Linked DNA regions of Homo sapiens: all the other regions are linked to region 1. Evidence: read pairs that join two places in POLR2A ChIA-PET (ENCODE). Cell type or tissue: Panc1. All regions are shown on one strand.

Region 1 (8,000 bases):
GCCTCGGCCTCCTGAGTAGCTGGGACTACAGGCACCCGCCACCACATCCGGCTAATTTTTTGTGTATTTTTAGTAGAGACAGGGTTTCACCGTGTTAGCCAGGATGGTTTCGATCTCCTGACCTCATGATCCGCCTGCCTCGGCCTCCCAAAGTGCTGGGGTTACAGGTGTGAGTCACCTCGCTCAGCCTGTAACCTACTCTTATACCAGTTTTGGCCAATCACAGGCGGCCAGTGTTCAAACTGTGTTCAAGTAAGGCAGACGCTAAGCTGTAACCAATCTAGCTGTTTCTGTACCTGTACCTCACTTCTATCTTTTATGGTGCTTTCCTTTTTCTGTTCATAAGTGTTATCTGATGATGTGGCAGCATGAGTTACTCTGAACTTAGGCTAGCCTGGGGGCTTCTGATTCCAGAATTAGTCTTCGCTCAATTAAACTCTGCTAAATTTCCTTTGTCTGAAGTTCTTCTTTTAACATTTTGATTTCCTTCATATGAAATTCAAGCACAGGTAATATTTATCTATTTGAAAAGAAATCAGAAAAACGACTGCCTACAGGGATGGAGATTAATTGGAAGGGCCTGAGGGAACTTGCAGGGGTGATGGAGACGTTCATCTGGAGTGAGGAGGTGGTCACAAAGTCCATGCGTTTGTCAAAACTTACCGGCTTATGCACTTAACATCTATGAAATTCTTTTCATGCTTTCTGTACATTTTACCTCAATTAAAAATCCTTAGAGCAGACATCTACCCATTGTTACAGAAATGGAGACACACTTTCCTCAGTCACTGCCTCGAGCAACTTTACCACAATGACTGTGGTTTGTTCTGATGGTCACTGGCACTGTCAGACTTACTCTCTTGTACCAATTATTGTGCTAAGGAGACTGCCTATTACTGAAATTTCATTTCTCCTATTACTGTTTAACTCTCATGCAACCCAGCCAGATGGAAGAGCCAGCAAGATGACAGCTTCTGTTACTACCCCTGGAACGACAGACTGAAACGCTCCAAAATGCGGAACTTTTTGAGCACCAACAAAGGAAATGCTCACTGGAGCATTTCAGATTTGGAATTTTTAGATAAAGGATAATTAATCTGTGCTACCTAACAATTATTGAGCATCTACTTCATACCAAGGAGGAAATATTTTAATAAATACTATCTGAAATGTTCTCACAACGACCGCATCAGGTAGATGGTATGACTTAAAAAAAAAAAAAAAATACCCATTAGACAGGTTAAAACACCGAGCCAGAGTGGTTAGTGTTGACTAGTAACTAGACAACATAAACAGACTGTAACCTCCTTTTTTGTTGTTGTTTTTTTTTTTTTTTTTTTTTTTTTTTTGAGATGAAGTCTTAACTCTGTCGACCAGGCTGGAGTGCAGTGGCACTATCTGGGCTCACTGCAAGCTCCGCCTCCCGGGTTCATGCCATTCTCTAACAATTAGACTCGTTCAAAGTCTAACTTTGAACTGGTAACTTTGACTAGTTCAAAGTCACGCAGGAAGTGGCAGAGTCAAGGTCAAACCCCTGTGGTACAAATACTTCCATGATCATGTCACTCTGCCTCACTGCCCCTAAGATTCAGAATGTAAACTAAAAATGAATAGAATTATAACTGCATAATTAAATATTATCAGTAGTGCTGGTGAGTTTTATTAAATATATCGGAGGCAACAGTTTATGTTTCTGTTTCAAAAATGAGAAAATATACATACAAATATGCCTCTTACCCAAGACCAAGCAAAGTCCAGATAACTGTTATTAGAAAAGCAATCAAAGATAATCCATGCAGTAGCTATTAATATATATTTCATGCAGGGGACATTTAATAAATAGGGTAGAAGTATATAAATGAATTTATATATAATTTTTTACAAGCAAAATATCATAAAGTTACGAATAGGGTAGAAGTATATAAATGAATATATATATAATTACAAGCAAAATATCATAAAGTCACCAATATGGCAGAAAAAAACAGTGTTAATTAGCTAGCTGAAAAAGCTCACATTATTCAGGCAAGATTCAAAAAAAAAGTAATCGGGAGAAAATTGGCTGCATCTGACTTCAATCTTCTACGCGTTGCTGAAATCAAATTGGAACTCACTGTGGTGGCAACAAGGGTATTTTCCATCTTTCCAATCACCCATTTTTGTTAAATTAAAACATAAAAGCAACTAGAGATTAAACCAAACAAAATGAGTGCTCTACACATAAACCTACTAGAAAAACAGTAAACCCTATACATTAATGATGATTTAGCTTTACCTAGAAATAACATTTTCTTTTAATGAGATGCAGGTATGATTCTTTAAGTATGCTTGATTTTAAAACTATCCTCACTCTTGCCCCTCTAATGAAAGCAGGGACTGATGGTTCTTATATCAGTATTATCTCTAAAACAGTAAGCAATTTTTCTTACAATCAATAGTATATTTAGACTAATAAGCACAGGAAAAATGTTCAATGTCATTAGTCACTGGGAAAATTAAAATCAAAGTCACAATTAATGAGGTAACCCACCCAAACCACCCAGTAAAGTGACTAGAATCAAAAAGACAAACAATTACAAGTGTTGGCAAGGATGTGGAGAAATCAGAACCCTCATACATGACCGGCGGCAATGTAAAATGGAAATGGTTTGGCGGTCTCTCAAAATGTTAGGTATCAAGTTACCATACGACCCAGTAATTCCATCCTTAGGTATATACTCAAGAGAAACGAAAACATACATCCACACAAAAACTTGTATTATCAATGCTCATAGCAGCATTATTCATGATAGCCAAAAAGCAGAAACAATCCAAATGTCTATCAACTGATAAATGGATAAGCAATATGTGGTATATCCACACACTTTATTAATCTGCAATAAAAAGGAATTTGGGTGTTGACACATGTTGCAACATGGATGAGCCTTGAAAACACTATGTTGAGTGAAACAAGTCAGTGACAAAAACCGTCTATGTATGATTACATTAATATAAATGTCCCTAGTAGGCAAATCTATACAAAGTAGGTGAGTGATTACCTGGGAAATAGGGAAGCAGGGCAGAGAGGCAGGAGGAGATAGAGAGTGACTCCTAGTAGGTACATGGTTTCTTTTGGGGATGTTCTAAAATTAGATTATGATGATGGTTGCACAACTCCCTAAACATGTTAAAAATCATGAATTACACACTTTAAAATGGTGAACCCTATGGCTGTAAATTATATATCAATAAAGTTGTTAAAATGATATATTTAGGAAACAACAGTTTATGCTAGGCATGGTAAGTGCTATTATCTTCATTCTTTTACAAATGAGAAAACGGGCACACAGGGGTTCAGAAAGAGAAAAGAGCTGCGAAGTGGCAAAGCCAGAACCCGGAACCTGTCTCAAGAGCTTACGTTCTCACCCACTGTGCCATATGCCCTCTTGCGTATACACAGCTTTTTGTTTGGGGGTGTCGCCAGTGGCCAGTGAGCAGGAGGAAGGGAAGGGAGATTGGAGGGGAATCATCCATCAGTTGATTGAAGCTTGCATATACATTCTTAAAGACTCAAGAGGTTCCCCAGTAAGCATGGGTGCCTATCTTTTAGTCCAGGTCCTTAGCTGAGGCTAGTCAATGCAGTACGGCAATAGGAAAGACAAACATCTTGAGAAGCTGTCTTCAAAGTTTTCTTCAAAGGAATGATGTTCCAAAACAAGTAGAAGTATACAAAGATGAGCTGAGCACTTCCAAACCACCAAGGTCTTTGAGTAAAGCTAGGTTTGGAGAACGGGGCAGCTGATGCATGGTGAAGCTCATGTGCATCACATACTATCCCCAGACCTGGGGGCAGGAGATTTGAGAAACAGCCCCACCTTGTCCCCAGTGCTCCATGCGCCCTACACCAGAAAGGGAAGCACAGGGGCAGTGCTTCTATGTAGAAATAAGACAAAAGGCCACTTTTCAAAAGTCCAGAGGTGCTGAGAAAAGGGCTGCTGCATAAATACGTTCTTAAAGTCAAGAAATTAACTTGATGATGAGTAAGACTCCTTCAAATAGTACCTAACACACTAGCTTACTGCAGATACTGCACCAAGTTAAATATGTTCCCCATTAGCAGGACAGAGGCAAAATTCTCTTCTGCATCTCCACTGATTTCCACTTGCAACACTCGTTTTGTCCAGGTGTCAGCAATGCGTTTCCACAGATGGGTAATCTTGTCCTAGGTACAAGTCCCAGCTGCCCAATGCCCTGCAAGCCTGCAGAGGGCAGGAGGACAAGGACTCCAGGTTATTCACTGGCTGGTTTTCACTTTCACATATTAATCAGCAGTGCATTAAAAACCCATCAGTGTTTCAAAACACAACAAACATATACTTCCTAATAATCAGATCATATGTTAAGGTGTGGCAATCTGAGCAGATTCTGGAGCTACGATAGAGCAAAGTTCTTTATATAAAGCGGTGACATTTACCCAAGCAGGATTCCCACAGCGCGAGTCCCCACGCTTCATCAGCCTGCTGTGCATTATACAAAGGCATGGAAACGAATGTCTGGTAGCAGTTAGGAAAGGAAACAGAACACCAACATAAGTAAACAGAGGGTAAAATCCAGCTCAGGGAAAAATAAATAAATAACCTTCACTGGGCAGAATTCATCAGCAGCAATACACAAACAGCATCATTAAAATGTCGCAAGAATGACGAGGAGGTAGAGAGAAAGAAAAGGGCAGTGAGCAGAGTGATAATTATCTGGACTATTAAAAGACTTAAAGTAGAAGGCGGTTTCTGAAATTTGCACAGGCTAGATCCTTGCATTTTGCAGGGATTCCTTCTCATTTTGCAGGGATTCTGTTATTCTGGAACATCTGAATGTAAGGTGGGGGAGAGGGGAGAAACGGCAATTATATTTTTAAATGGCACATAATCTTTTACGATAGATAGCTGACATTTTATAGTAAGAAATCATTTTGATTTCACACTGTTGGGTGATTCTTATAATGACTTGAGGAGCTCTAAAGAAATAAAGTATCAGCAGGCGGTCAGTCAAACACTAAGAAATTCCTCACTCCACAGGCAGTAATCAGGTTGAAATACTTCCTCCATTACTTCCAAAAATAGAGCTGATAGTGATACAAAGGGCTTCCCAGTTTCAAAACTGTAATTTCCACAAATGGTAAAAATATATTCATTTGTTTCTGTATAGAACTATCTGTAGCCTTGTTTGTCATCTGTATCCGGGCATCTAAGAGAAGTCACCTTTTGTGGAAATTTATTGACCCCAGTCCTCTCAAACTTCAGACACCACCCCAGGTTCCCTGTATCTGATCCTTATGCACTCAAAGTTTGAGAATCACTAATTTAAAGGTTTGCCTCCCATTGGATAAATTTTGCAAGTACTTTAAAAATGAGCTTCATGTTTAAAATGCAAACAAAAGCAATATATGAACACCTCTGCACATATACACACATGCCCCACACGAGTGCAAAGAATACAAATAGCTTCCAGCGGCCATGGGCCCACAGTGATCATTAACACTTCCCACCCATCAACGTACAGCAGACCCACTGCAAATCTACCAAGATATAAACTAAAAAGGCACTGGTCGCATGTTCTTTCAAAGGAAGAGGCCCCAGTGATTACTGCAATTTGTTTTTCTGAATGTCAATGTGAACAGCCAGTGCAAAATATTTCTTTAATTTTATGACTTTCACAACGTGGCCAAAGCCGAAACCTCTGTGCAGACACATAAAGGACATCCAGGCAGGAATTAATAATGGGAAGGTCTCCCCTAGGCGGCCAGTGATCCTTCCCAGGTCAATCAGATGAAAGTACTAAATTAACAGCTAGGTCATGCTGTGCCCTGCAGGCTCAGAGCAGTTTAAAAAGGGGCTACTGGGAGGTTTCAAAAACTTAGGTCCTGGCACTCAGTATTATGACACTGCAAAAGGAAAAAGGTAATCCTTATACTAACTGCCATCTGACACATAAAAACATTAAAGATAAAGGTTAACACCTTGAACTGCCTACAGGTTGATAGGAGCTGCCTTCATCAGAGTATCACAACCTTAAAGTTAAAATGTTAAAATACAGGAATCTACCTTTAAACAAATAATATGATTAAAGAATGATTATCATATAAACCGTTGTTCTTAACTTTGCACATTAGGATCTCCTGGGGAGTTTTTTAAAATGCTCTACCAGCCTGGGCAACATGGCAAAACTCCATGTCTGCAAAAAATACAAAAATTAGCCACGTGTGGTGGCACATGCCAGTAGTCTCAGCTACTTGGGAAGCTGAGGCAGGAGGATCGCTTGAGCCTGGGAGGTCAAGGCCACAGTAATCTACGATCATGCCACTGCACTCCAGCCTGGGGGACAGAGCAAGACCAGGCCTTAAAAAAAAAAAAAAAAAAAAAAGTGCTATACTCAGCCCTCACTGCAGACCCATTAAATCTAAAGGTCCAGCAGTGAGGCTCTGTTATCAGTATTTTTAAGGTTTCCCTTGTGAAGTAAATGCGCAGCTAAGGATGAGACTATTAAAAGGAACTGGAGGATACCACATACAGTTATTTGAAATTTGCAATCTTCCCCAAAATATCTTTAGACTTTTCATTTTAATTAATAGATTTCTGTTGCCCAATGCAAGGAATTACTGTGATTTAGTGATTTCAAACTTATTAGCATTCACATTTTGGAAGCTAAATGAAATATCTTAAATCGTCAATTCACTTGTTGGTATAGTTTGTCATTAAATTTGTTACATGATGTAAAACTAAAAAATCTTTGTTCTGCAGAGTTTGATTTTCCAATTTATCCATAATTTGTCTTTGCTATTGTATTTTGTCTATAGTATTATTCATTCACACTTCAAAGCAAAAAAAAAAAAAAAAAAAAAGGAACAGGAAAGGAGGTGAAAGTTGAAATATACCCATTTCTTTACATCAAATCCACTAAAATTCAACTTCTGCTCCAGTATCCGTAACAGAAAACTGAAGAAACATAAAGAAACTGAACCCAAAGGTTTGGGAGCACAGCCTGAGGCTACCTGCTATAAGCTTTACATTCCAATTTTAGTTTTCCATTTTATAAGTCTGTAATAGTGTATCATCTATCCCCTAACACATACGTATTTACACTAATAGGAAAACTAATTTTCCAATCACTGTAACTCTCACGTATATCCTGGCCTAGCACCCTGTAAAGAGCTCAGGAAGCACATGACTCAGGTCAAGTGCAGGCTGTGACATGCACAGCACAGACTCTGCATAACCTCAATATTCCATCTGTTATTGCTTATTACTTGGCTTATTCCTCACAGTCTGGGTATTATGCAAATATTATAACTGTCTTCTGATATGGTTTGTCTGTGTCCCCACCCAAATCTCATCTTGAATTGCAGCTCCCATAATCCCCATGTGTCATGAGGGACCCAGTGGGAGGCAATCGAATCATGGGGGTGGTTTTTTCCCATGCTGTTCTCATGACAGTGAGTCCTCAAAGATCTGATGGTTTTATAAAGGGCAGTTCCTCTGCACATGCTCTCTTGCCTGCCTCCATTTAAGACGTGTCTGTACTCCTCCTTTGCCTTCCACCATGATTGTGAGGCCTCCCCAGCCATGTGGAACTATGAGTCCATTAAACTTCTTTTCTTTATAAATTACCCAGTCTCAGGTATTTCTTCATGCAATATGAAAATGTACTTCCAAAAATGGTGCTCACAGCAGCCAATAGTAATATACGCAAAACCTAAAAGACATGGGGAGGCGCCATGGAGGTGGTGCTGGTGCACGGGAAGAGTCTGTGCACTGACATCAAAAGACCCACACCACCTGTGAAATAAGTACTGATGTCAAAAGGCCCATGACAACTGGGAGATCAGTACTGACGTCAACAGGCCCACGCCAACTGTGAGACCAGTACTGACGTCAAAAGGCCAACACCACCTGTGAGATCAGTACTGACATCAAAGAGTCCGCACCAACTGTGAGATCAGTACCAACGTCAAAAGCTCCACGCCA
Region 2 (8,000 bases), 810 kb after region 1:
GCAAGAGAATCGCTTGAATCCAGGAGGCGCAGGTTGCAGTGAGCCGAGATTGCCCCACTGCACTCCAACCTGGGGGACAGAGCAATACTACATCTCAAAATAAATAAATAAATAAATAAATAAATAAATAAATAAATAAATAAATAAATGTGTTACAGCCTCTAAGCACTGACAGGATTGTAAAGCACCACCAGGCGAAACCTTACAAGAGCCTGGTGGGAGAAGCAGAGCCTGAGCTGCAGTTTCTGACAGATCTTTTGGGGGTCCCGAAGTGGAGGTGGAAATGAAGTTGGGGGATCTGATAGGAGACTGCCGTGTAATGAATGGGGACCTCAGAGGGTGAGGATGAATGGAAAGGATACGCACAAAGAGGGGACAGCAGAGAAGCAGGGCAGGGAGAGGGAGGAGACAAACTAAATCCCACCCATGGGCCAGCTCCCCGGGAGACCTGTCACCCACATACCTAGCACCATGGCAGTCCAGGCAACCCCTGTGCGATGGATCCAGTTTAAAGTGACACCAAACAGATAACATACCCAAGTGCCTGGTAGAAGCCAACTTTCTCTGGAAAGACACTTTAACCCTAAACCATGGAGATTCCCCACAGATGGTTTCTTAGGGGCAGGGGCATCACAGAGACAGCCAGACTCCCAGGTAGACAACACAGTGCCTGGAACCAGAGGCTGCAGCAGACGGTGGGGTCAGGTCAGACCTACATGCTTCAGATATTGGACTCCGACACCGGTCTTTAAACAGCTGCCCTAACTTGTTTAAAGATAAAAGTTAGAAAACTGGACACTATTTAAAGTGACATGGCATATGTTTAAAAGAACAAACTAGAAATTCTAGAATTGAACATTTAAAACTAAAAAACTCAATGGCTATGTTAGGCAACAAAGTATTAGTAAACTAGAAGAAATAATGGAAGAAAGTATCAAGAATGTAGAGCTGAGAGACAAAAAGGGAGAATATAAAAGGTCAGGAGGAAGGAGGATGGGGTCAGAAGGTGTAATGCACGTTTAACACTGAGTCACAGGAAGAAAAGTCGGGGCAGCACCATGTTTGAAGTGACGGTGGCTGGTAAATCATATCAAACAGTCAAGAAACCCAGTGAATCCCAAGCAAGATTAAAAAAAAAAAACCAAAACACTATAGACATAATAAAACTGCAGAAAACCAAACACAAAGAGGAAAATCTTAAAAGCAGCTACAGAAAAAGGTAGACGTGAACTTTCAAGGAGTGACAGTTTGACAGCTTTCTTCCCAAAAGCTACAGCAGGCGCCAGAAAGAGTGGAATGATATCTCGAGGTGGTGTCTACAAGAGAGCTTAACTCTCAATCTAATTGAGTTTTGTAAAATAGAAGGCAGAACAGAGACATTTCCAAACACAGAGAGTTGATGGGTAGCAAATCCTCCCAACAGGAATCATAGGAACTACACTTGAAACAGGAAGAATGTGATTTCTGATGGAAGGTTTGAAATGTGTAAGAAATAATATGAAGACTAACATCTCTTTTTTCTTTTGTTTTCACTTTTGGTGTCAAAGCTAAGAATTTGTTGCCAAATCCAAGGTTATTAAGATTTACACCTACATTTTCTTTTTATGTTTAAGTTATTTTCTATTTAGGTTTTTGGTAAATTTTGAGTTAATTTTTGTATATGGTTTGAGGTAGGGGTCCAAATCCATTCTTCTACATGTGGACACTCAGTTGTTCTAGCACAATTTGTTAAATGTCTCCTCTTTCCCCATTTAATGGCATTCTTGTTGAAAATCAATTGGCCATAGATATGTGGGTTTATTTCTAGACTCCAAATTCTATTCTCTCAATCTATACATCTATGCTTATGCCAGGAACACATCACTTTGATTACTGTAGCTTTGTAGTAAGTTTTCAAAGTGGGAACTGTGAGTCTTTGAGCTTTGTTTTCTTTTCCTCATTGTGGTTTTGATTTGCGTTCCCTTGAGGAGTAATGATGTCAAGTTGTAGTTGTTATTGATGAAGAATAACATGGACTTGCTCTATCACAGAGATTAGCAAACTTTGGCCTGCAAGCTAAATTTCATGTAGCTTATTTTTGTACGCCCACCCATGAAATAAGATTGTTCTTTACATTTTTCAAGGCTTGAGAAAAAAGAATATACAGTAAAGACAGCTACATGTCTTTAGACCCACAAAGCCTGAAATATTTACCATTTGGCTGTTTACTGGAAAAGTTTGCTAGCCCTTTCTCTAATTATCAGATATTAAGATTTATCTTTTTAAGAACTTCAATACAGTGGAGGTGTTGGTGCAGAATTAGATAAGTAGAGTAGTCAAACCACATAAAGAACAATGAAATTGTACCCTACACACACACACACACACACACACACACACACACACAGACACTTACTTTGAAATGGATTAGAGACCAAATTTGAAAGGCAAAACCATGTATTTAACGTGTGCGTGTGTGTGTGTGTGTATGTATATACACATATATATGAGAGAATCTTCATGATCTTGATGTAGGAGAGAATTTCTTAAAGAACTAAAAGTACAAATCCAAGAGGAAAAGATTAATAATTTGACTCCCATAAAATTAAGAACTGCTGTATATTTTCAAAGATAGCACCAGCTGTGACAGTGAAGTCATTTGCTATCTGTAACCTACAAAGGTGTGAGTATCCAGAAATAGGCAATTCAGTATGAGTTACGGCTTTCAATAGGCACTTCTGAGAAGAGGAGATGATATTATGATATACTCACAGATTTGCAAAAATTAAAACGTGACAATGCCAAGAATTGGCAAGGATGTGGGATGACAGGAACTCTCATACACTGCAGTGCTGGTGGGAACACAAGTTGGTTTCTCTAGTTTGGAAAACAGATGGGTATGATTTACTAAAGTTAAGATATGTGTTTCCAGTGGCTCAGTAATCCCAATCCTAGGTATGAAAAGCCATGTATGTAAATGTTCATAGCATTATATATAATTGAAAAAATCCAAATGTTCCTCAACAGTAAAATGGGTGAGTAAATTGTTTTTTTTTAATTTCTGAATGCTGCAGGAAAAATGAGCAGAGGACAGCTCTCAGCAATATGATCAATCTCACAAACATTATGATGTTGGCCCAAAGATACCAGACACAAAAGAGTACATATAGTGTGTTTACATTCATACATAAGCACATATATAGTGTGATTACATTGAGAATTCAACCACATTGTTGAAGAGTGCATACACAGGAGATAAAACTACTGGAAAGGATACCAGCATCAAGACAGTGGTTGCTTCTAGAAGACAGAGCGAGTGTTTTGATAAGGGTGCTTCTGAGGTGCTGGTTGCAGTCCATTTGTTGACCTTTGTGATTGCTATTTTATCGGTTAGTGCATGTATCTTTTATGCATTTTTCCTATATTGTTATAATTTACAATAATAATTTTAAAAAGGAAAATCAGATCAATATGCAAAGATTATTTGCAAGGATGTTTATTGTATTGCTTATAAAAACAAAAAGGAAACAACCTAATTATTCACTGGTAGGGGTTGGTTGACTAAACTGGAATACTGACCATGTGATAGAATATTGTCCAGCGGTTAGAAAAGCTGAGAGAGAACTCTCTATGTTGACATGGAAAGAAGTCCCTGACGCATCAAGTGAAAAAGTGAGGTAAGTAGCAAAATATATATCCTGTTTCTGTTTAGAAGGGAAAACAGGCATATATATATATATATATATATATATATATATATATATATATGTACACAGAAATGTGTAAAAAACTAGTACGTGGTGTAAGTACATCCACTGAGCTACCTCAGTTGTTCTATTTTTCTTATTTTTATATATGTTTATGAAAACATTCACTTTCTAAATTATTTTTATTTTTAACTGTGGCCAAAACATGTATTATTCGCCAAGCCTGCTGGCTCACTCCTGTAATCCCACCACTTTGGGAGGCTGAGGTGGGCAGATCACATGAGGCCAGGAGTTTGAGACTAGCCTGGCCAACACAGCAGAACCCCATCTCTACTAAAAATACAAAAATTATCCAGGCGTGGTGGTACATGTCTGTAATCCAGCCACTCAGGAGGCTGCAGCATGAGAATCACTTGAACCCCGGAGGCTGAAGTTGTAGTGAGCCAAGATCACACCACTGCACTCCAACCTGGGTGACAGAGCAAGACTCTGTCTTAAAAAAGTTAAAAAGTTTTTAAAAATGAAGTGTTTTTATAATCAGAAAAGGCCATGAGAACAATTTTAGAGTGAATTATAAAAATTACTGTGACAGGAATTTTTTTTTTTTGAGAGTCTCACTCTGTCTCCCAGGCTGGAGTGTAGTAGCGTGATCATAGCTCACTGTAGCCTCGAACTCGCAGGTTCAAGCAATTCTCCCACTTCAGTCTCTCGAGTAACTAGAACTACCGGTGTGCACCACCACACCCAACTTATTTATTTATTTATGAGACAGGGTCTGGCTCTGTCACCCAAGCTGGATTATAGTGGCGCAATCTTGTTTCACTGCAACCTCTGCCTCCTGGGCTCAAGCATTCCTCACGTCAGCCTCCTGAGTAGCTGGGGGACTACAGGCATGCCACCACATCAGGCTTTTTAATTTTTTGTAGAGAAACAGCCATGTTGCCCAGGCTGGGGTCAAACTCCTGGGCTCAAGTGATTCACCCGCCTTGGCCTCCCAGAATGCTAGTATTACAGGCAGGAGCCACCACGCCCAGCCTCAGCTAATTTAATTTTATTTTTTGTAGAGATAGTCTCACTGTGAAGCAGTCTTCTTGCCTCGGCCTCCCATAAAGTTTATGTATTATTCCTGAAAGAAGGCTTACAGTTGAAATAATTCTGGTTAAATATAACGTACCCTTAATCTGAAAGTTTCAAAGGGTGGTAGTATCAACCCCATTCCCCATCCACTTTTACCAGATTTCAACAAATTTAATCAGCTTCCACAAGAACTGAGTAAAGCCCAGGGAATGAGAAGAGCCCTGGACTCTCACCATTTTCGCTACATATTATTGAAGCTTCAGTCCTTAGCTATCAAGGAAGGCGGTATTAATACCCTCCTTTTAGACTGACTCTGAGAGATGTGAAAACATCTAGCACCATGCTTAGCAAGTAGTATTTGTTTACCTACCTGGCTCTCTGATTTTGAATTTCTTTTGTGCTCAGCAGTGGGCTATGAGCTATAGGAGGAACGATTTTCTTCCATTCATCTCCCTGAGAGCCAGGGGTCTGAACTCCTGAAGTAGGGGCCTGTATTACCCAACTTGTGGAGAGATGATCACAATTTAGCCTCCAGCTCTATGTAAGTAGGGAGCTGTTGGTGTGAGTGTCATGGAAGAAATCAGACTTTAACTTGGGTGGTTTTGAATGAAAGATGAAATTCTCAAAAGAGATAGGAGGGAGGTGGCACAGATGGGCTGATGCAATCCATAAGTGGTGATCGGAGACTCAGAAGCCAGCCTGCTCTTGTGAAAAAGCAAGGCCTGCCCTATTCTGGCTGTTCTTAGGAGAGGTTTTGTGAGAATTTTGCGTTTAAGCCAAATGAAATGCTTGATTTATTAAGTTGTTATGACTTTTTTCTTTTCTCTTTTTGAAAAAATTGTGGCGAAATATGCTTTTTTTTAAGTCTCTTCTCACTAAACCTTCTAGCAGACCAGTATTAACAACTGGACACATGTATCCCAGCGAGTCTTTGGAAAAGACTATGCCGCTAAGGCGGCATAGTGTAGCTCGTGTTTGAGCATTTCCTCGGAGACATTCCTGTGATGTGAGTGCAGTTGTGATTTGCTGTTTGGTAAATAGGAGATTGAAAGGCCCTCCTCTTCTGAAGTTGGAAGACATCTTTGCTGGGATCACCAGGGACACCTCACAAGTTTTAGTTGATCTTTTTAAAATTTCCTTGCTTATGAGTTCAAGGTTTAGAAACAAATCTGAGTTTATTTATGAGCCTTTCACATCTGAGTGGGCAGATTCCCCAGGAGTAGTATTTTCATCATGTTTTCTGTCTTAGCTGGAGCTGCCATAACAGTTCCACACACTGTGTGGCTTGAAAACAGACATATATTTTTCACAGTTCAGAGGCTGTGAACCCAAGATCAAGGTGCTGGCCGGTGGGGTTCCTGGTGAGGGCTCTCTTCCTGACTTGCAGACAGCCACCTTCCTGCTGCTTCCTCACATGGTGGAGAGAGAGAGAAGCTCTGATGTCTCTCCGTCTTCTTATAAGGGCACTAATCAGGTCATGCTCCCACCTATGACCTCTTCTAACCCTAATCACCTCCCAAAGACCCCACCTCCAGATACCATCCCACTGGGAATTAGGGATAGGAATTTGGGGAGGCACAGCCATTCCATTCATAACAGTGTTGTGATATTGTGAAGTATACATTTGGTCTTCCTTTCCATTTCCAAACATATAGCTTCGCCCTTTCAGGCATCTGGTATAATTGAACTAAGAGACAATATCATCTCTTGTTTTGAAGCTGCTTTCGAGGTATTAATATACCATTGGATTTCTATCATATGGCCCATTTATTCATTCCGTTACCCTCTGCTACTAGTCCTCCTTTTCTTCATTTATACCCAAGCGTCCACGTTTGAAAGGAGCATTAGGTTCAGTCACTGTGCTGGTCTGGATTGCAGGCAGCAATAACCTAGCCAGTGTCTCCCCTCAGTCCACTCCCATTCAGATAGGGTAGGGCTACACAGGTGCAGGACTAGGGGGCTGTATTTACCACCAGGAAGTACAGCTGCAGTCACCGTGAACCCCAGTTCTCCCAGATGGGGTAAAGGCACAACCCACCCCCATCAGGTCCTTGGAATTCCAGTGTAAGGTTTATTCTTATTTTATTATTGAGACAGAGTCTCTGTCACCCAGGCTGAAGCACAGCTGCACAGTCACAGCTCACTGCAGGCTTGAACTTTCAGGTTCAAGTGATCCTCCCACCTCAGCCTCCCAAAGTCCCTGGATTACAGGCATGAGCCACCTCTCCTGGCCCCGACGTAAGGTTTAAAAACAGTACAGTTTCTTGCTTAGGAACCAGCTCTGCTTCCAGCACTGGGGTTGCAAGACCTGGTCCTAGGATCACTGCACCAAGTGGGAGCAGGGTGGCCAAGCTGAGGTGATGCAAGGAAGGAAGAAAAATGTGTAATCCTTATGCCAGCCTGCTCCTCTCTCGGCAAGAATTGTGTGGTCACACCAGCCTCCTTCCCAGCCCCTCTTTCCCTGATCCACAAAACAGGAACATCGAATGGGGACGTCCTTTAGCCGTTGAATGTGGGCCAGCCCTTCATGCTTTCATCGCCCCTGTCTTAGCCAGGGTTTTAACTCCCCGTTCCGCTGCTCTGTCAGACTCACTCCGAGGAGGATGCGTCTCTGCCCGTTGTTGGACACCGTGGGATGTACAGTGTGTCCCCTGGTCTGAGGAAATGACGGTCGGTGTCCAGATCCGAGCAGTGTCTTCTGTTCTGTTCTTTCTATAGCACTCTGAGCACTGGCCTCTTCCACCAGGCAAGCAAAGCCCAGTCCAGAGTCAGTGTTCACTCTGGTTAAGACCCATTTGTTGGCTGGGCGCGGTGGCTCACACCTGTAATCCCAGCACTTTGGGAGGCTGAGATGGGAAGATCACTTGAGCCTAGGAGTTAGAGACCAGCCTGAGCAAGGATTGCTGAAGCCCAGGAGGTTGAGGCTGCAATGAGCGGTCTAACCTGGATGACAGGGTGAAACCCAGTCTCATAAAAAAAAATCAAAAGACCCATTGTTAGCCCCCAGGGCTATACTTGCCAGCTGTGTCCAGGGCCTTCCCACCAGGGGAGCTGCCCCATAGCCACCGGCAGTTTCTGTCTCTCCAGCTGGCAGGCAGAATGGCTGCATTAAGCCTAGCTGTACGGACCTTTTCCACAGTACGGGTCTGGGCCCTGTGCCCCTGGGTAACCTGTCCAGGTAGTGTGAGGGATGAAGGGAGGGGAGGACTCTGCCAGCTCTGTGGGAGGCTCCTTAGG
Region 3 (8,000 bases), 330 kb after region 1:
GACTCTGATGAACTTCACCAGCAACAGGGAATTCTCCCTCCACTGCAGATAAAACAATGACAATATGGAAGTGAAAAATGAATAATTCAAAAATGGAATTCTCTGTGGGGCTCCGTGCAGTGTGTGTTTCTGTGTGTGCATGTGTTTTATACAAGTCTCTGTTACTTTTGTAGTTTGGATTGGACTTCCGTCGGTCCATTAATTTTGTTACTGGATCCCACCACTTACCCAAAATTAGCCTTTGGGTTGGGTGTTTCTGCAGTATAGTCCCTTCTGTGGACACCAGAAAGATATTACAGGAAAGGGGTCCTGATCAAGACCCCCAGAGACGGTTCTTGGACCTGGTTGGGAGGCCGAGGATCACTTGAGGTCAGGAGTTCGAGACCAGCCTGACCAACATGGTGAAACCCCATCTCTACTAAAAATACAAAAATTAGCCAGGTGGGCCAGGCACGGTGGCTCACGCCTGTAATCACGCCTGTCATCACAGCACTTTGGGAGGCCGAGACAGGTGGATCACCTGAGTTCAGGAGTTCAAGACCAGGCTGGCCAACATGGTGAAACCCTGTCTATACTAAAAAAACAAACAAACAAACAAAAAAAAAAACAAAAATTAGCTAGTCATGGTGGCCTGCACCTGTAATCCCAGCTACTCAGGAGGCTGAGGCAGCAGAATCCCTTGAACCCAGGAGGCAGAGGTTGCAGTAAGCCAAGCTCTAGCCTGGGCGACAGAGCTAGACTCCATAAAAAAAAAAAAAAAAAAAAAAAAAAAAAAAAAAAAAGAAGAAGAAGAAGAAGAAAGAAAGAATTAATTCATTAATTCAGGATGAGCCCGTAAAGTGAAAGCAAATTTATTAAGAAAGTAAAGGAATAAAGAACGGCTGCTCCATAGACAGAGCAGCCCCAAGGGCAGCTGGTTGCCCATTTTTATGGTTATTTCTGGAAGATATGCTAAACAAGGGGTGGACTATTCAAGCCTCTCGTTTTTAGATCGTATAGGGGAACTTCCTGACGTTACCATGGCATTTGTAAACACTCATGATGCTGGTGGGAGAGTGTAGCAGTGAGAATGACCAGAGGTCACTCTTGTTGCCATCTTGGTTTTGGTGGGATTTGCCTGGCTTCTTTACTGCAACATATTTTATCAGCAAGGTCTTTATGTCCTGTATCTTGTGCTGACCTCCTGCCTCATCCTGTGACTTAGAATGCCTAACCATCTGGGAATGCAGCCCAGTAGGTCTCAGCCGCATTTTACCCAGTTCCTCTTCAAGATGGAGGTGCTCTGGTTCAAATGCCTCTGACAATTTCACGGATGGATTCCAGGGACCTGTGAGCAGTCTCTGGAAGTCTTTGGCTAGGTGTGGTGGCTGACCAGGAACTGTGGCCCACCTTGTAGTTCCCACACATGGGGAAGCAGACAGGTAGAGTGTAACCCACCAACCACTGCACACGCAGGAAACAGATCCCATGTCAGGACGCTTTGTAAGTGCTGCATGCTTCCAGACCAGTGGAGAGAACCCATCAGCACGTATCTGTAGCCTTTACTTTTGCAAGAACATATCGCCGCATTGTTTGGTAATTTAACATTTTTGACAAAAACAACTTGAAAGAGATGATGTTAAAAAATGCTGGCAGGGAGCACACAGGATTTTTAGGGTAGTGAAACCTCTCTGTATGATCCTACAATGTCATTAGACATTTGTCCAAACCCAGAGAAAACACACCACAACCAAGAGTGAACCCTAATGTAAACTCTGGACTCTGGGTGATGATGATGTACAGTGTAAGGTTCATCAATTTTTTCTGTAAACCAAAAATAAAATTCTAAGTCCTCCAGCCATCTAAATGGACCCCTCCTCTTGGCCAAGAGCATTCCAAAGCTAACCTGAAAAAACTAGTTCAGGCCATGTTGGAAAGAGAAAGCCAGACATGCCTCATTATCCCCTCCTCCCTTTTGGAATTGCTGATAAAACAGACTCTTTAAGTCTGACAAGAAACATTTACAATCTATTCTCTCTAAAGCCTGATATCTACAGGCTTCATTTGCAGGATAAAACATTGATCTGGGCCAGGTGCAGTGGCTCAGGCCTGTAATCCCAGCACTTTGGAAGGCCGAGGCGGGCGGATCACAAAGTCAAGAGATCGAGACCATCCTGGCCATCATGGTGAAACCCTGTCTCTACTAAAAATACAAAAATTAACTGGGCGTGCTGTCACGCACCTGTCATCCCAGCAACTTGGGAGGCTGAGGCAGGAGAATCGCTTGAACCCAGGAGGTGGAGGTTGCAGTGAGCTGAGATCGTGCCATTGCACTCCAGCCTGGCAACACAGCGAGACTCCATCTCAAAAAACAAAACAAAACAAAACAAAACCTTGGTCTCCACAACCCTTTATCATAACCCAGACATTCCTTTCTACGGATAATAACTCTTTCAACCAATTGCCAATCAGAAAAATTTTAAATCTACCTATGACCTGGACGCCCCTGTTTCCAAGTTGTCTCACCTTCGCATCCTGAACCATTGCATATCTTGCCTGTATTGACTGATGTCTCATGTCTGCCTATGATGTATAAACCAATTGTACCCTGACCAGGTTGAGCACATGTCATCAGGACCTCCTGAGGCTGGGTCATGGGTATGTCCTTAACCTGGGCAAAATAAACTTTCTAAATTGATTGAGACTTGTCTCAGAGACTCTTGGTTTCCATTACAAATGTGCCACGATGGCAGGAATGTTGATAGCGTGGGAGGCTGTGTGTGTGTTGGAGAGGCAGACAGTATATGGGAATTCTCTGTACCTTCTGCTCAATTTTGCTGTAAACCTAAAACCACCCTAAAAAATAAAGTCTGTTAAAAAAGCAAACACATCAACAAAACTACAGTGGGTCATCCCACCACAAATCTTTGATGAAATGAGTTCAACTTAACCTTTTTTTTTATTAGCCATGCCATAAAATTTAAGTGTATTTTTGTTCTATTTAATGAAAAAAAAAAAGATGCTGGCAGTGAATGAGGGACAGGAATGAAGGGCACGTATAACAGGTAAACCTTAGACGCTTGTCTAAAAATAATACCTACATCTCCCTTTTCAGCTTTAATTATTTTAACACCCCTTGTGAGCTGTCTGAGAGCTGAGATGTGAGCATTCTCAGGAGCCTCTCTGCAGCCCCTGACACTTGGTTTTTTCTTTATTTAGAGCCGACATCAGGAGAGGAAGAGAAATGGGAAACTGAGGGCCAGGAGGGAATTTGGGAACATTTTCAAATCCACCTACAGCTGTCAGCAGGACGCCGGCTCCCTAAACAGCTGTGGGTACAAAGGATCCTGAAATCCACTCCAAAAACTTAGATCTCCCTCCCAGCTGCTTTGCAGGGCTCGGGGAGTTAATGATGAAGTTCTTCCTTATGTCGAGCGCAGAGCTCCAGCCTTCTGATTGGATGAGTGCTGAAGATTAGAAAACGGCTTCTTCGGAGGAACTCCAGAGACATACTGCTGAGAAAATGAAGTCAGCCATTCACGAGAATATACCGTATGATTTGGCGTGATTCTGTAGGGTTTCTGCACTTTAATCCCTTTGTGATCGCCGTAAATATGTTACAGGAAAGGGGTCCAGATCCAGACCCCAAGAGAGGGTTCTCGGATCTCGCGCAAGAAAGAATTCAGGGCTAGTCCGTAGTGCAAAGTGAAAGCAAGTTTATTAAGAAAGTAAAGGAATAAAGAACGGCTGCTCCATAGACGGAGCAGCCCCGAGGGCTGCTGGTTGCCCATTTTTATGGTTATTTCTGGATGATATTCTAAACAAGGGGTGGATTATTCATGCCTCCCCCTTTTAGACCATACAGGGCAGCATCCTGACGTTGCCATGGCATTTGTAAACTGTCCCGGTGCTGGTGGGAGTGTAGCAGTGAGGACGGCCAGAGGTCACTCTCGTGGCCACTTTGGTTTTGGTGGGTTTTGGCCGGCTCCGTCACTGCAAGCTGCTTTATCAGCAAGGTATTTATGGCCCATATTTTGTGCTGACCTCCTATCTCATCCTGTGACTTAGAATGCCTTAACCATCTAGGAATGCAGCCCAGTTGGTCTCAGCCTCATTTTACCCAGCTCCTATTTAAGATGGAGTTGCTTTCATTCACACACGTCTGACAATTCCTTCTTGCAAAAGACAAAACGCAGGCCATGCATGCTGGCTCATGCCTGTAATCCCAGCACTTTAGGAGGTTAAGAAGGGAGGGAGGTTTAAGGTCAGGAGATCCAGACAAGTCTGGGAAACACAACGTGAAAGGAAAATAAATCTTGGGGCCCCCAAATCACTAAGCTAAAGGAAAAAGTCAAGCTGGGAACTGCTTAGGGCAAACCTGCCTCCCATTCGACTCAATGTCATTCCTCTGTTCACTGAGATGAATGCGTATCTGAATGCCTCCTTTGGAGAGGCTCATCTGAAACTCAGTAGAATACAACCAATTGTACCTGGAAGCCCCCTCCCTACTTTGAGTCATCTGGCCTTTTCTGGACTGAACCAATGTTCATCCTACATTTGTTGATTGATGTCTCACATCTCCCTAAAATGTATAAAACCAAGCTGTGGTCTGACCACCTTGGGCACATGTTACCAGGACCTCCTGAGGCCGTGTCATGGGCTCGCATCCTTAACTTTGGCAAAACAAACTTCCTAAATGGACTGAGACCTGTCTCAGACTTTTGGGTTTCACAATAGTGAGACCCCATCTCTGCAAAAAAATAAAAGAGATTAGCTAGGTGTCACGGCACACGCCTGTAGACCCAGCTACCTGGGAGGCTGAGGCCGGAGGGTCACTTGAGCCCAGGAGTTCAAAGCTGCAGTGAGCTGTGATTGCACCACTGCACTGCAGCCTGGGCAAGACAGAGCAAGACTGTCTCAAAACAAAACAAAAAAACCATACAATCAATGGTGGTAGATATCACAATAGTGTTTTTTCTTTGCTGGGGCTGCCACTGAGAGGAAATTTCTGGGATGCTAGATTCTATACCCTTCTCTGGAGGAATTCACTCTGTAAAGATTCATCATGCTGTATCCTTGAGAGGTGGGAATTCGCCATATGTGGGTTACATCTCATTAAGTTATGCCTCTAGATGATCTTGATCTCCTTCTTTATCTAGCTCATATACAATGACAAATGTGGAACATACAGAAACATATAGGGAATGGTGGGTTAAATGCTGCGTACTCACAATTCGACTTTTACAAGCCTTAACATTTTGCTGTTTCCTCCAAATTTTTTCTTGTCTTTTAAAGAAATACAACATCACAGGTAGTAATCGAAAGCCTGGATGTCTCTGTTTCTGATCACACTGTTTGCTCTCCCTCTCCAGAGGTAACCATCATCTTGCGTTTAGTATTTTTCATTTTCATTTATGTTTTTATACCTTCCCAACATATATATTTTATGTAGCCATCAAAGATACATTGTGTTGTTTTGCAGGCTTTTAAACTTTATATGAATGGCATCGTAGAGTTGGAACTCAGCAACTCGCTTTTTCGGGCAAGAGATTTTGTTCTGAGAATTATCCATGTGGATTCACGTAGCTCTATTTCCTTCATTTTAACTACTATATAGTGCTCCATCGCACAAATACACTGTAATTTATTTATCCATTCTCCTAAAGATATTTAAGTTGAGTGACAAAGACTACTGGTTGCTTCCCAAATACTTTTTCCCTCCTTTAGTAACAGATACGCAAAGCAACAATGTGCCCAGCTAAAAGCCTACATTTCTTTACCTCTTTTGCTTCCAGGTGTGGCTACACATATATTCTGGTCACCACAATATAAACAGAACTTTCAGGGGAGGATATATGAGAGCGCTTCTCCAAAGAGGGACAGACTGGGGCATTCGCTTTTGCTCTTCCTCCCTCCCTCGCCCTCTTCTGTTGATTGGAATGTGGATTTGATAGCTGGAGCTCCAGCAGCCACATTAGACCATGCAGTGATGCTGAGGATGAAGCCTCCCTCCTCAGTACGACAGAGCAGGAAGACAGAAGGAAACCAGGTCCCTGGTGACTTTGTGGAGCCTTCATCCCAGCCTTGGATTGATTGATTGATTGATTGATTGATTGATTTTATTTATTTTTTTGAGACGGAGTCTCACTTTGTTGCCCAGGCTGGAGTGCAGTGGTGTGATCTTGGCTCACTGCAACCTCCACCTGCTGGGTTCAAGCAATTCCCTGCCTCAGCCTCCTGAGTAGCTGGGATTACAGGCACCCACCAACACACCCAGCTAATTTTTGTATTTTTAGTAGAGATGGGGTTTCACCATGTTGGCCAGGCTGGTCTCGAACTCCTGATCTCAATCCACCTGCCTTGGGCTCCCAAAGGGGTGGGATTACAGGCGTGAGCCACTGCACCAGGCCTCAACTTTTTTTTTTAACTTGAGAGAATAAACCTTTCTAGAGATACACTTCCATCACTAGCAGCTGAACATTATGTTATCATTACTGACAGAGCATTTGGGAATTATTAGAAACAATAATGCAATGGACTTTCTTGGACCTGTGTTACTATGAAGCTGTGTAGGAGCTCCTACAGCGCATGGTGACACAGTAAGAAATATATATTTGGTCTTCCTATGGTTCCTGACACAGAGCTTCTAAAATCCTTGCAATTTCCTGAGTGATAGCGGTAGTGGAGCTTCTTTCGTTATTTATGACAAACTTCTTTCAACCATACCTGAGTTCATGCTAATAAGGTGACTCTTGGTGGGCCCCTAGATAGCTTCAGGATGGGGGCTGGTCGTCAGAAGAGCCAACCCTGTGATTAGAGGGTGGGAACTTTCAGCCTCACTCCCCCAGCCCCCCACTCACCTTGAGAGGGGAGAGGGACTGGAGATTGAGCTAATCATCGATAGCCAAAGATTTACCTATCATGCACATGTAATGGGACCTCCATAAAAACCCTAAAGGATGATGTTCAGAGAGCTTCTGGGTAGATGGACACATGGAGGTGCTGGGAGGATGGTGGGCCTAGAAGAGGGCTGGAAGCTCCACGCCGCTCCCCATACCCCACCCTCGGCACCTCTTCCACTTGGCTATTTCTGAGTCTTATCCATTTTTTTTTTTTCCAGACAGGGCTTCACTCTGTTGCCCAGGCTTTAGTGCAGTGGCATAATCATAACTCACTGCAGCCTCTGCCACTCAAGCTCAAGTGATCCTCCCACCTCAGCCTCCCAAGTAGCTGGGACCACAGTCCCACACCACCATGCCCAGGTAATTTTTTTTTTACTCTTTTGTAGAGAAGGGATCTTGCTATGTTGCCTAGGCTGGCCTCCAACTCCTGGGATTAAGTGATCCTTGCACCTCAGCCTCCCAAGTAGCTGGGACTACAGGTGCATGCCACCGTGCCTGGCTAATTTTTGTATTTTAGTAGAGATGGGGTTTCGCCATGTTGCCCAGGCTGGTCTCAAACTCCTGGGCTCAAGAGATCTGCCCACCTCGGCCTCCAAAATTCTGGGATAACAGGTGTGAGCCACTGTGCCCAGACTCTTTTTTTATTGTTATTTAATTGAATAGTGACAGGTCTTGCTATGTTGCCCAGGCTAGTCTTGAACTTTGAGTTCCAACAGTCCTCTGGCCTTGGCCTTCCAAAGCACATATAACATTTTTAATAAGCTTTGAAAGTTCCTTGATAAACCATCTTGGGATTGAATTCAATTTATAAATTAATTGGAGAGAATTAGTCTATCCTACTACTATAATTATTATATTATTATGTATAATTATAGATTATATCATATTATGTTGGAAGAGAATTTATTATATTAAGGATTCCCAAGCTCGTACAGGCATACCTCAGAGATATCATAGGTTCAGTTCCAGGCCACCTCAATAAAACAAGTCATGCAAATGTTTTGGTTTCCCAGTGCAGACAAAATTTGTTTACCCTATATTATAGTCTATTAAGTGCACAATAGAATTTTAGAATATATATATATGTATATTTAAAAAACCAGTGAACATGTCTTAATT

What was found. Peaks named below come from ENCODE experiments on the same cell type or tissue, not always from the same donor. Only the 100,000 strongest peaks of a DNase experiment are listed, where the experiment ranks them.
Region 2: POLR2A ChIA-PET joins it to region 1 with 13 read pairs; 1 of 35 experiments calls an interaction of 5 or more read pairs at or near these places.
Region 3: POLR2A ChIA-PET joins it to region 1 with 13 read pairs; 1 of 35 experiments calls an interaction of 5 or more read pairs at or near these places.

What each region holds. Positions count from the first base shown.
Region 1 is chr7:3,589,178-3,597,177 of GRCh38, reverse strand. The region is part of intron 1 of SDK1 (sidekick cell adhesion molecule 1); the gene reads right to left. Among named protein-coding and RNA genes, the nearest start is that of SDK1-AS1, 240 kb to the right of the region's middle. In Panc1, CTCF peaks have their summits at 4,017 and 4,223 (motif pointing right); DNase peaks (open chromatin) are centred at 4,037, 4,237 and 4,347; H3K4me3 peaks cover 2,243 bases; H3K27ac peaks cover 7,988 bases.
Region 2 is chr7:2,775,799-2,783,798 of GRCh38, reverse strand. All of the region lies in intron 2 of GNA12 (G protein subunit alpha 12), which reads left to right. Among named protein-coding and RNA genes, the nearest start is that of GNA12, 65 kb to the left of the region's middle. In Panc1, no CTCF peak of the experiment used is centred here; no DNase peak of the experiment used is centred here; H3K27ac peaks cover 844 bases.
Region 3 is chr7:3,255,979-3,263,978 of GRCh38, reverse strand. The region is part of intron 2 of SDK1-AS1 (SDK1 antisense RNA 1); the gene reads left to right. Among named protein-coding and RNA genes, the nearest start is that of SDK1, 41 kb to the left of the region's middle. In Panc1, no CTCF peak of the experiment used is centred here; no DNase peak of the experiment used is centred here; H3K4me3 peaks cover 1,132 bases; H3K27ac peaks cover 5,580 bases.